Linked DNA regions of Homo sapiens: region 1 is linked to region 2. Evidence: chromatin contacts called from ENCODE Hi-C or POLR2A ChIA-PET data. All regions are on one chromosome and are shown on one strand. Each heading gives the region's core, a stretch centred on a gene start or an enhancer-like site at or near the end of the contact. The rest is flanking DNA. Distances are from core to core; before and after follow the strand shown.

What was found. Hi-C counts contacts between places; a loop is a spot of excess contacts on that map. ChIA-PET counts read pairs that join two places held with the same protein, here RNA polymerase II (POLR2A).
Region 1: a map of chondrocyte shows a loop between it and region 2 (2.0-fold over the local background). The contact joins the promoter of UNC79 here to the enhancer-like site in region 2. A Hi-C loop is called at or near these places in 1 of 168 maps with a recorded cell type or tissue (chondrocyte). POLR2A ChIA-PET finds 5 or more read pairs at or near these places in 2 of 52 experiments (OCI-LY7 and WTC11).

The regions. Positions count from the first base shown.
Region 1 is chr14:93,428,285-93,433,518 of GRCh38, forward strand. It overlaps UNC79 (unc-79 subunit of NALCN channel complex), which reads left to right and starts at 2,655. Exons shown (of 52, transcript NM_001395159.1): 1 at 2,655-2,767. The coding sequence starts at 2,746.
Region 2 is chr14:93,236,850-93,241,725 of GRCh38, forward strand. It overlaps BTBD7 (BTB domain containing 7), which reads right to left. Exons shown (of 11, transcript NM_001002860.4): 11 at 701-4,876. Among named protein-coding and RNA genes, the nearest start is that of UBR7, 32 kb to the left of the region's middle. Within about 2 kb of position 3,627, at least 3 of the 41 ENCODE cell types and tissues checked have a DNase peak (open chromatin) inside an H3K27ac peak, as active enhancers do.

The sequences.
Region 1 (5,234 bases), core at 1,405-3,904, 190 kb after region 2:
GACTTAAAATGCTGGGAAAAAGAAGATAATTAAAATAGCAAATTCTAGAATAAGTAGAAATGTTTATAATTAGAGGCATAGGTTTGGAAAAAAAGGCATTGCATCTGGCAATGAGAAGAGGCACTACCTCTGCAATAGAAGAAAACTAAGCAGGAAGGATTGAGATAGGTGGAGACAGAAGGAAAGGTGAGGGAGTTCATTGAAGTAGTAAGGCCATATGTCGGAATGGTGAAACTGAGTAATGGATATGGCCCAGGTTAGTGAGTTAATGGGCATGTCAGAAGGCTCAAGCTGTGAGTGCCTAGGTTGATGATTAGAGTCTCAATTATATGGGTGCTATCAGGCTTTGGAGGCTCCGAAGCATCAGAACTAACCTGAATGGATTGGGTGCATTTGAGGAGTTTCAGCAGTAATGCTAATAGCAGCCATCACTCATATGTGTCATTGTTCTAGATTCTCATATATATACTTATTTATTCCTGACAACCTTTAATGTGACTATGATATGACCATTTTTCAGGTAAGGCAGTCGAGGCATGGAGAAGTTAAGTAACTTGCACCAGGTTACACAGATCATGAGAGGCAAAGCTGGAATTCAAACCCAGGCTGTCTAACTCCTCAGTCCATGACTTAACACCATTATACTCTCCCTTAACTCAGTAACGGGAGGGTTAATTGATGACAAATGAAAGATTGTTAAGCAGATAAAGGGATAATAGGTTTCCAACACATACTTTGTCCTTTGTTTCTGTATTATCCAAGACACCTCTTTTTCATGTGTGTTAATTTCCAATTACTGTTTTCTTTATCAAAGCCTCAGGCTTCCAAGAATTTTCTGAATAACCCATTGAGCTTTCTTTTAGTCATACAAAGTGTTTGTCATCTTCTCAGGAATGTTCATTATATTCATATTTTCTTTAGAATGATTCCAATTTCTTTTTACTCAGAACGAACTCTTTGGCATCATGCTTCACATAATCATTTATCTTTTACTAATAAATGGAACTTCTCTTTGGGATGTGGTTTTGGGAATGAACAATGACATGGAATGATAGCTGATTAGCCAGAGCAACCTGCCAATCAGCAGGATGTCAGAGTCCAATCACATATGCAACCCAAAGAGCCAATTCACTAACCCTTTATGAACATTTTTGCAAATACCATGAAACTTGAGTGCTGTGTGTGCATCATTATGGGCAGTTTCCCTGTTATTTGTAGATTTTTTTATTTGCTACTCAGAAGCATCTTTCCTTGATGTTTGTTCATAATATTTTTCTTAATTGTCCAAGATTTCACCTGAATAGTTTGATATATTACACAGAATTTAAAATTCTTTCCCTAAATAGGATCTTTTATTCTCTGAGGTGGAAAACATTGATTTATCAGCATTAAAAGTCATTGTCAACACTTACCGTTTTGTTCCTGTAACTTTTACTAAATTAACCTGCTATGACCATGCCCCTCAGCTTTAACAAATTAAACTATTTGAATGAAGAATGGACATAATGGTTGGGGATTGTGCCGTACTTTTAGTTTACAAGGACTTGCGCATCCATTCGATCTGCCCAGTAACTCTTCAGGTGACAGGGCAAGGTTTTAATGTTCCCATTTTACAGATAAAGAACCGGAGGTGTAGGGAGATTAGAAGATGGTCCTTGAGTGAGTAAGTGGTAAAAGTGGGTCTTGAATCTGGTTCTTCCCGACTCCAAGTGTCTCTCCATTCTGTAGTGGATTCTTTGGATATCTTCCTATTAATATGCACGATGCCCTCGTCTATTGCCTTCCTTTCCCGCTGCCTTCGGTTTTCCAGTCGAGGGGCTTCCTAATGTGTCCCTGTCCAGCTGGGATGGCTGCAAGGGAGCACACCTGGGGTCTTCCTGTCTTCAGTCTTTCATCTTCCTTTTCTGTGGCCCTTCCAGCTTCACCATCCGTGGACATCTCCTCCTTCCTTCAGCCCCAACTTCTAAAGTCTTGTCACAGCCCCCTGGCAGTGGGACCTCCCATCCCCAATCATCAGCAGGAGAGCCCATCGCAGAGGGGAGGCGAGGGCAGGGACCGCAGCGCACAGGGAAGCCATGCTGAGGGTTCCTCCTGCATTTTCTTCCTCGCGGTCCTCAGGAACATCCTCGCGCCCTCCGGCCCCGGCGCTCCAGCCCGCCCCGGATCCGCCTCCCTCTCCTTCCTCCCCGAGGTTGAGACGAAGCGTGGGACGCACCTGGGTCCCTCTCTGGTCACCCTGCTGAGGCTCCGGGGGCTGCTCCGGGAGCAGGATTTACAGGCCCGGAGAACGCCAATGGGAGATCCAAATGGTCGGGGACTCCGGCGCTTTAAGAGGCTTTTCTCTGGGAAACACCCGTCCCCTCCGTGCGCCTTATGAATGGAAATACTCCTCCCCCGGTCGAGCCCATTTTCCCATTTCACCAGGAGCCGCAGCCTGCTCTCTCCTTTCGGTCTCCCCGCCCACATCAACGCGGGCAGCTCCAGGAGGGGACGGACAGGAAGCCTTTGGCCGCCTATTAAATCCCACCCATTTCTCCGGGGGCGATTTCCTAACCTTCCGGGACCGAATTCTGCAATTTGATGTGCGTTTTGTCCGAATGGTAGCGACACGGGCCTAAGGGAGGGGGAAAGCGAGGGGGTGGGGGGTGGGGGGTATGCACTCTTTTCCTCGCAACATCGCTGGCGGAGCGAGGGAGCTCACACGACACAGATTTTGGGGCAAAGCCTTTCCAACTGGACAGCACCATGTCCACCAAAGCGGAGCAGTGTAAGTAGCAGCCGGCCCGGCATTCCGGCCCGGCCTCGGCTGGGAGCTATTGCAGCTGCGGCGTTTGCGGCTGCTGGGAGACCTTGGCATTGTGCTGGTGCGGGGGTGGGGGCTGAGGTTGGGGCGGGTGGGGGGTGGCGGAGAGAGAAGGTGGGGGAGGGTGGACGTTAATGGCAGCGCGGCGCTGTCCCCGGTGCTGAAAAATAATACGGTCTTCCTCGGGCTCCAGCGGGGGTTTCTCAAGACTCAGAGACCCTGCGAAATGAAATTAAAATGGGGTCATTCTCGGGAAAAAGAGGCCTCGTATCTTTCAGATAAACATTTCAGTATCTCTTGTTGGAGTGGGGGAAGGGGGGTAGCGGCAAATCAGGGGCGGGGAACTGTCAGTTGCAACCAAAGCCTGCCTGGCCTTCTGAGCATGCCCAGTTCTTGGTGCTGGAGCCATAGGGGAGTTTGAGTCTGCAGTTTCCACTTCGGGTGGAAGAGGCAAGAAGGGAGAGAAGGGGGAGGGAGCAGGGAGCCAGGCAAGAGGAAAATTAACTCACTAATGCCAACACCAATGTCAAAACCAACCACAACCATGCGGTGCTTACAAGAAAGTGAAAGGAGCTCTGGGAAAATGACCTAATTGATCTAATTATTGTTCCAAAGAGCAGGCTTCCTTTGTAGGGCAGCCCATAGCACCGGAGGATTTTGGTTGTCCCAGTAATGACTGACTGTGTGCGTGGTTGGAAGCAACCTGCTAACTCCTTGTGGATGGAGTAAGTTTCTAATATGGTTCCCATAGTCTGTCTTATTGCAGTGCGCACTAGTAGGCCTTCGGTGTGTGCTTGGTAGGTTGATCAATGTGAAGCCTTTTTCCGAGTACACTTGAGGGCTTGAGGGATTCAGGAGCTTAAACTTCAGATTGTAAATAAAAGACGTTTTTATTAAGCAGTAAGTTTGAATTTTTAACAATATACCAGAACTTATTCACCTAGATTGACTCCTTTCTTCCAAAGCAGTACACGTTATATGGATAATGCTGTCACTACTTAAAAGTCTTTGTAATTCTTCTTTGGAATGGCTACTAAAGCCGGTTTTTGAGACACACAAAACAGTAGTCTCATTATTTGAGGGCAATATCTTATATATGATAAAATGCAGTATGTCATTTATTCACCAGATAAATTAAATAAACTGAAGGCTTATAGAATTCTCAGATTGATGGTTCATTAGAAATTGTGCATGCCCACCTACCACCCAGTGCTTTTACTTCTTTATGTTTTTTTGGAATCCGGAAGATCTGAGTTTCAATCTTAGTTTTGCTACTGTTTGACCTTGGGCAAGATAATTGACCTCTCTGAACTTTATTTCCTCATCTGTAAACCTGGGCTAATCATGCTGATGGGGTTGTTGTGGGGAATGAGAGAATACATATAAAAGGTTTAGTAATGAGCCTAGCACATAGAATGTACTCAATAAATGATGGCTATGATAATGACAAGCATTGCCCACTTTTAAATAGTCCATCTCCTCTAAATAGTTAGGAAGCTCTCTTGTGATTTTTTTTGCATGTTTCTGAAAGTTAAATCTACATTCAAAATTAAGTTTTGCTTTTACAGAGGTTTTTGAAAAAAATTGGGTGCATTCTGTTTTGAGGAATGGTAACATAGTTTGAGTCCATGTAGAACCTCCCACTTGAGAATATCACATCCTGATATTATAATAAAGCCAAGTGGTTTTATTATAGTATGGTTTTTAAAGGAAAAAACACCACCTGTCATTTGATTGTGTAGTTACATATTACGTAAGTAATTTCAGGCTAAAGCCAGTGAGTATTACTGTCCTCTTCCTGTGTTTTCTCTTCCTTGTTACATTTTGAAATGGACTGGATGCTTTGTCTTGTCTCTTTCCTGGGCAATGAATAAAATCTATCTATGGACTTGATTCTGTAGAGCAATTAGTGGACTTAAGTAGCTATTTTAGACGTGTTAGTGAAACAGATTTTTTTCATCTGTAGAGGATGAAAAGGACACCATATCTGGAGCTAGAACATGTGGACTTGAGCTTTGTATGTCCTTCTGATTAATTGTGAGACACGGGGCAATTAACTTAATAGTTTTGTGCCTCAGAGTTTCCATCTTTAAAGTAAGGAATTGTAGTAGGAGCTATCTTTGCTTTAGTCTTAAGGGTTTGGAGGGCAAAGGAGGTAAATGGGAGTAGGCTGTGGAAAGGTTAAGGATGCTATGGATGTTTTTAGATATCTGTATTTAGAATGAAGGTAATTAAGGAATCTCTTTTCTTTTTCTGTTAATATGCACTAACATGAGTGGATTGACATTTTCGTGTATGTTATGTACCTGAAAATAAAGCAAAAACACAATAGGCTGCATAGTTGATGTTCATGAAGGACAAATACTTTTTATAAAAAGAACGCAGATTGGCAGCATTTTATCCTTGGACTTGGTAGAAGTTTAGCTACGTG
Region 2 (4,876 bases), core at 2,377-4,876:
TGACTGTAGCCCCAGCTACTCGGGAGGCTGAGGTGGGAGGATCATTTGAGCCTGGAAATTGAGGCTGTAGTGAGCTGTGATCACACCACTGCACTCCAGCCTGGGTGACAGAGCAAGACATTGTCTGAAAAATAAAAAACAAAATAAGAGCTCTTTTGTAGCAATTTTAAAAAATGGAAATTAGAAAACTTTCCATTTTGCGTTTTTTTTTTTTTTTTCCAGAATCCTAGACTCTAGACCATGATCTCATTTCCTTTTGAAATTGAAAATATTACTGAGCCTGGGTGTGAAAGCAAAGGCAAAGCTCAGAATCTAGGCCAGGTCTCTGACCCTCGAAGGGCCCTGAAGAGCAGGACACATCCAGGTGCCTGGTTCACGTGGGTGCCATGCTGAGCTTCCTGCAATCCTGAAGACCCCTGTGAGAGGAACTTTCCGCTCAAATTTGTAAAATAAAATTTCTCAGAAATGTCTCAATGAAATAATAGAAAATAATGAACTTGATGATTCAGAATAAAATGTGTGATTTCCGAGAAAACGATGATGATGATGATGATAAAATGCCTCTGAATGATTGAAATCCTAGAAACAGAGAAAATCAACCTAGAAAACCTCCCAATTCTACCCTCCAGGGGTGCAATGACTTCTATAATTGAAGACTGTATGCTCCACTGCTAAAACAGACTGTATCCAACTCAGCAGATTCTATACAAGCCATTTATTTGAAATGCCAACTATATGTAGGATAAAGTCAGTGTTACATGCTTATCAGTAACAGTAGAAAAATAGAAGCAGTGAAAACCTCTGTACAACTGTAATGGTACTCAAAAGAGAAATGTATCGTTTTACAATGCTTCACACAGACGAATTCAAGTTTGGAGGTACCTAAATAAAAATACTATATATTTCTTTAAAAATCACTATGTACAATTGAAGCGTAAACAAGTTTTACAAAGTACTGGTTATGCAGGTTGTAGAAAACACTTGCATAGGACATGAAATCAGTTTAAGAAAAATTTCTGAGCCTTTAGCATTGAAGGCACTTGACTTTATACCAGTAACAGCACAACCACAAGAAACGCAGTGTTGTAGATGATTTTCCACCTCTCTGAAGTACAGATGTGGTGCATACACAGCAAGGAGAGTTCAGGAACCTTTATCTCTCAGCCACCCCATCGAAGAGCAGGACTTGGTACCGCCTGCCCATGTAACCCAGATACAGTTACATGTAGGTACAGATGATGAAGCTTCCAGAGCTTATCTGATCTCTTAGACAGAACTCACATAAACACACAAATACAAGAGGTTATTTTCAAGACACACACTTGCAAGTAATCTTTCTATAGAAATGGCCACAGCATTATAATATTCAAAATATGGAAGATTGACAGTCTGAGGATTTTCTAGAGGAAAAAAAAATCAAAGGACTTGCCAAAAGGATAACTACATAACAGATATGACAATCTACAGGACAAAAAGACAACATGTCACCAAATATTGTTCATACAACAGCGTTAATGGAAAACAGTAAAACACCTTTTAGCAGTGTGCATGTTAAGTCTTTTAGTAAGATTATCTGTAATGAGGTTTGAAAGTAAATCACTTAGTAGACAAAGTAAACCACCACAGAACCAGGAATAGCACCCATCACTGCTGCTTTGTCACTCCAGAAAGCTGAAAGTCAACCGAACAATGAAAAAAAGTCAAAGAAGCATTTCCCTTTGAATTCAGTCCTAAAAATATGAATGCCTTATAATTAATTTCAAAATAAGTATCTTACAAGTGTTTCATGAAACATTGTTTTCCTAAAAGGCAAATTCAACATTATGAAAATATATATTTTGCCGGGTAGTTACTGAGAAATGTCAATCCTTTCAACTCTAGAGAATGATGCATGGAGGTCGGCTTTGAGCCCCACTGCCGCTGGCGCGTGTTTCCAATTTGCCTTCTGCATCGGCACCTTAATGCAGATGTACAAGGACTAAGCTCATTGCTAGAATGGCAACAACAAACCAAAACAAAAATCCAATGAAGGATGGCAGATGCAATAAAAAGTTTCTGAGGAAGCAAAAACAAGAATTAGTTAAGGCTTCATAAAGAATTCTATAAGAAGATTTAAATGTCAAGAATTCACTGAAAAGCCTCAAAGCCTAACGGGTTATTGCGGTGTCAGGCTAGCTGAGGTCTAGTGACATGTTCCCAGAAATAAAGCTAAAGGGGGCATGTGAGAACGGGCGTGGAAAATTGAAACAATTACGTTTCAAATACTTTTTGCCTTTCATGATGCTGTTTTTTCCTTAGGAGCCACGGGTGACTCTGAACTTCAATTATTCATCAAAATCACAAAACTAAAACAATAACATAAGAAAAAAGACCAACAGCATCTTTAAGAAACTTGAACGTCCTCTCGGCTCTAGCGTGTAAACGGTAGGTCTCTAACCTCAACGCACAGCGGGCACTGGAAGCGGTGATTGTCCAAAGGCCTGATTGTCCACGATCTCAAAAGGAGATCTGGTATTTTTGTGATTTGGTTCTCATTAAATTCCTATACCAAGTAAAATGCCAGTTCCCATGGCCTAAATTTTATTTTATATATATATATGCTTTTTTTTTTTTTCTGAGAGCAACCTTACTCAGACTTCACATTTATCTTAGTACAGCATTAAAAAAGATTTAATAGATGGGTTCAAAAGCCAGAGGCATGTAGCTCTTGAACCTACCCTAGTAACCATACTTCACAAGATACATTAAAAGTCCACTAACACCTAACCTAACGCACACAAAACCCACGCCTGTTTACCTTCTGCAAGTCGCATCGGTCCGCAATCCCACAGATTAAAGCAAGTTTTCCCTTTATACGCAAAGTTTTAGCCAGGTAAGCTATTGTATGATTAAAAGCAAACTTTATAAACTAAATAATCTTAGGAATAGTGGCCACTTACTTTTATATTTCAGGGATATGAGAGAATAGTTCATGAATTTTCAGAAAAATGAATGTGTGGGATCAACAGCTCTGGTCTAACATTTGCGGGGGGGGAAGGGTCAGGGATGAGAGTTTTTCTCCCCATCCAAATTAGGTCTGTTGAGTCTTACTTGCAGTACCGGCGCAGTACATGAACATGTCAACATACATATGTGGCAGAAACACACATCAAGGAACATGACGGCATTCACTTTTGTTTCTGAAGACAGACAGAGACTGGGCTTCAAAAGACACCGTCTTCTATTATGAGTCAAACTTCTTACAAATGAGAACAGAGGCCTATGCTTTTCTCTTTAAAAAAGGAGCCTCGAATGCGATGCACAGCCGACCTGCAGATTAGTGTTAACTCTGGGAGCTCGGGAGCGTGCACCACCACCAGTGTCACCGAGCGCACCCGCACAGCAGCTAACCAGTCAGGCAGCAGAACGAGTGGCGGCAGTTTGCCGGGGCGTGCAGACACACGACATGTTTCCCATCTTGGAGACTATCTACTGTTCGGCTTTTCTAAAATGTCAGATTATTCCTGAGTGTATATCCACAGGGTAAAGGAGGAAAAGACCGTAAGAGAAACTATAGTTTTGGGAGAAATCAGCGTTGTTGACACCCAATAGAAAACCTATTTACTTCAAAGTGCATGTAATTCATTTACCCGGTAGCTCATAAACGCTCCCTAGCCCTGCATAGTTTTCGAGTGAGTGTGAGTGATTCATAGTTTTTTATATATATACATACATAGAAAAGAGGATCCCAAATATCCTGCAGAGGAAGGAATGCTTAGAAAGCCTCTTTTCTTCTAAGTGCTACGGCTGTGTGTTTATGTGTTTGTAAAAATACAAAGTAAATGCTCAAATAATGTTGAAGTGATTTAAAAACTCAAATACTCATATATTTACATTGGAGAGTAAGAAAAAAAACAGTCCTTAGCTCACACATTGCCCTTCCAAGGGAGAGGATCCTGAAAGACCCCATGTGCTCAGTGGTTTAGTAAATGCCAAACCAGCGTCCCAGTGGAGTTCAAGTAGGACATGTAGTGTTTAACTGAAAACAATTTTTTTCCTTTTTTCTGTTGGTGAGAAAGCATTATGCATTACACAACACCAAAATTTAGACATATTTTGAAAATCGTTTAAAAGAAAACGTATCTTTACAAACACCAAATAACATCCATGAGACTGAAGCCCTTTTGTTTTTTTCCCATAGAGAGCAAGACAATTAAAGGCAGCAAGCAGTCAGTTCCGCCATCACAGCTGGAGAGTTGACGCTCAGAACCAGAAATTCTGTCAGTGTGACCTTTAAGTTACTTCTCTATTTCCACTGCCTTTTTTTTTTTTTTTGAGACAGGGTCTCACTGTTGCCCAGGTGGGAGCACAGTGGTGCAATCTTGGCTCACTGCAGTCTCAACCTCCCAGGCTCAAGCGATCCTGCCACCTCAGCCCCCCAAGTAGCTGGGACTACAGGCACGCACCACCACGCCTGGCTAGATTTTTTTTTTTTTGTATTTTTTATAGAAATGGAGTTTCGCCATGTTGCCCAGGCTGGTCTTGAACTCCTGAGCTTCAGTGATCTGCCCGCCTCGGCCTTCCGAAGTGCCGATCACAGGTGTGAGTCACTGCGCCCGGTCTCCACTGCTTTCTAATTCCAAGGGATGCGATCTGTTTAGAGCCTCATCTGGTGACTCTAATCCTTATGACCAGAATGTGCAGGGATTCTGACTGCATCCACACTGTGGAAATGTAACAGCTTTAGCCTGGGCACAGAAGGCTTTTCTCTTTCCTGTTCTTTCCTGAACCAGCAAACTTCAGGACCCTGACTGGACTCCCGCTGGAGGAATGAAGCCCAGCTCCTAGGACTTATTAAAAAAAAAATGACATTAGATTTATGGAGGCTGAGCGGGAA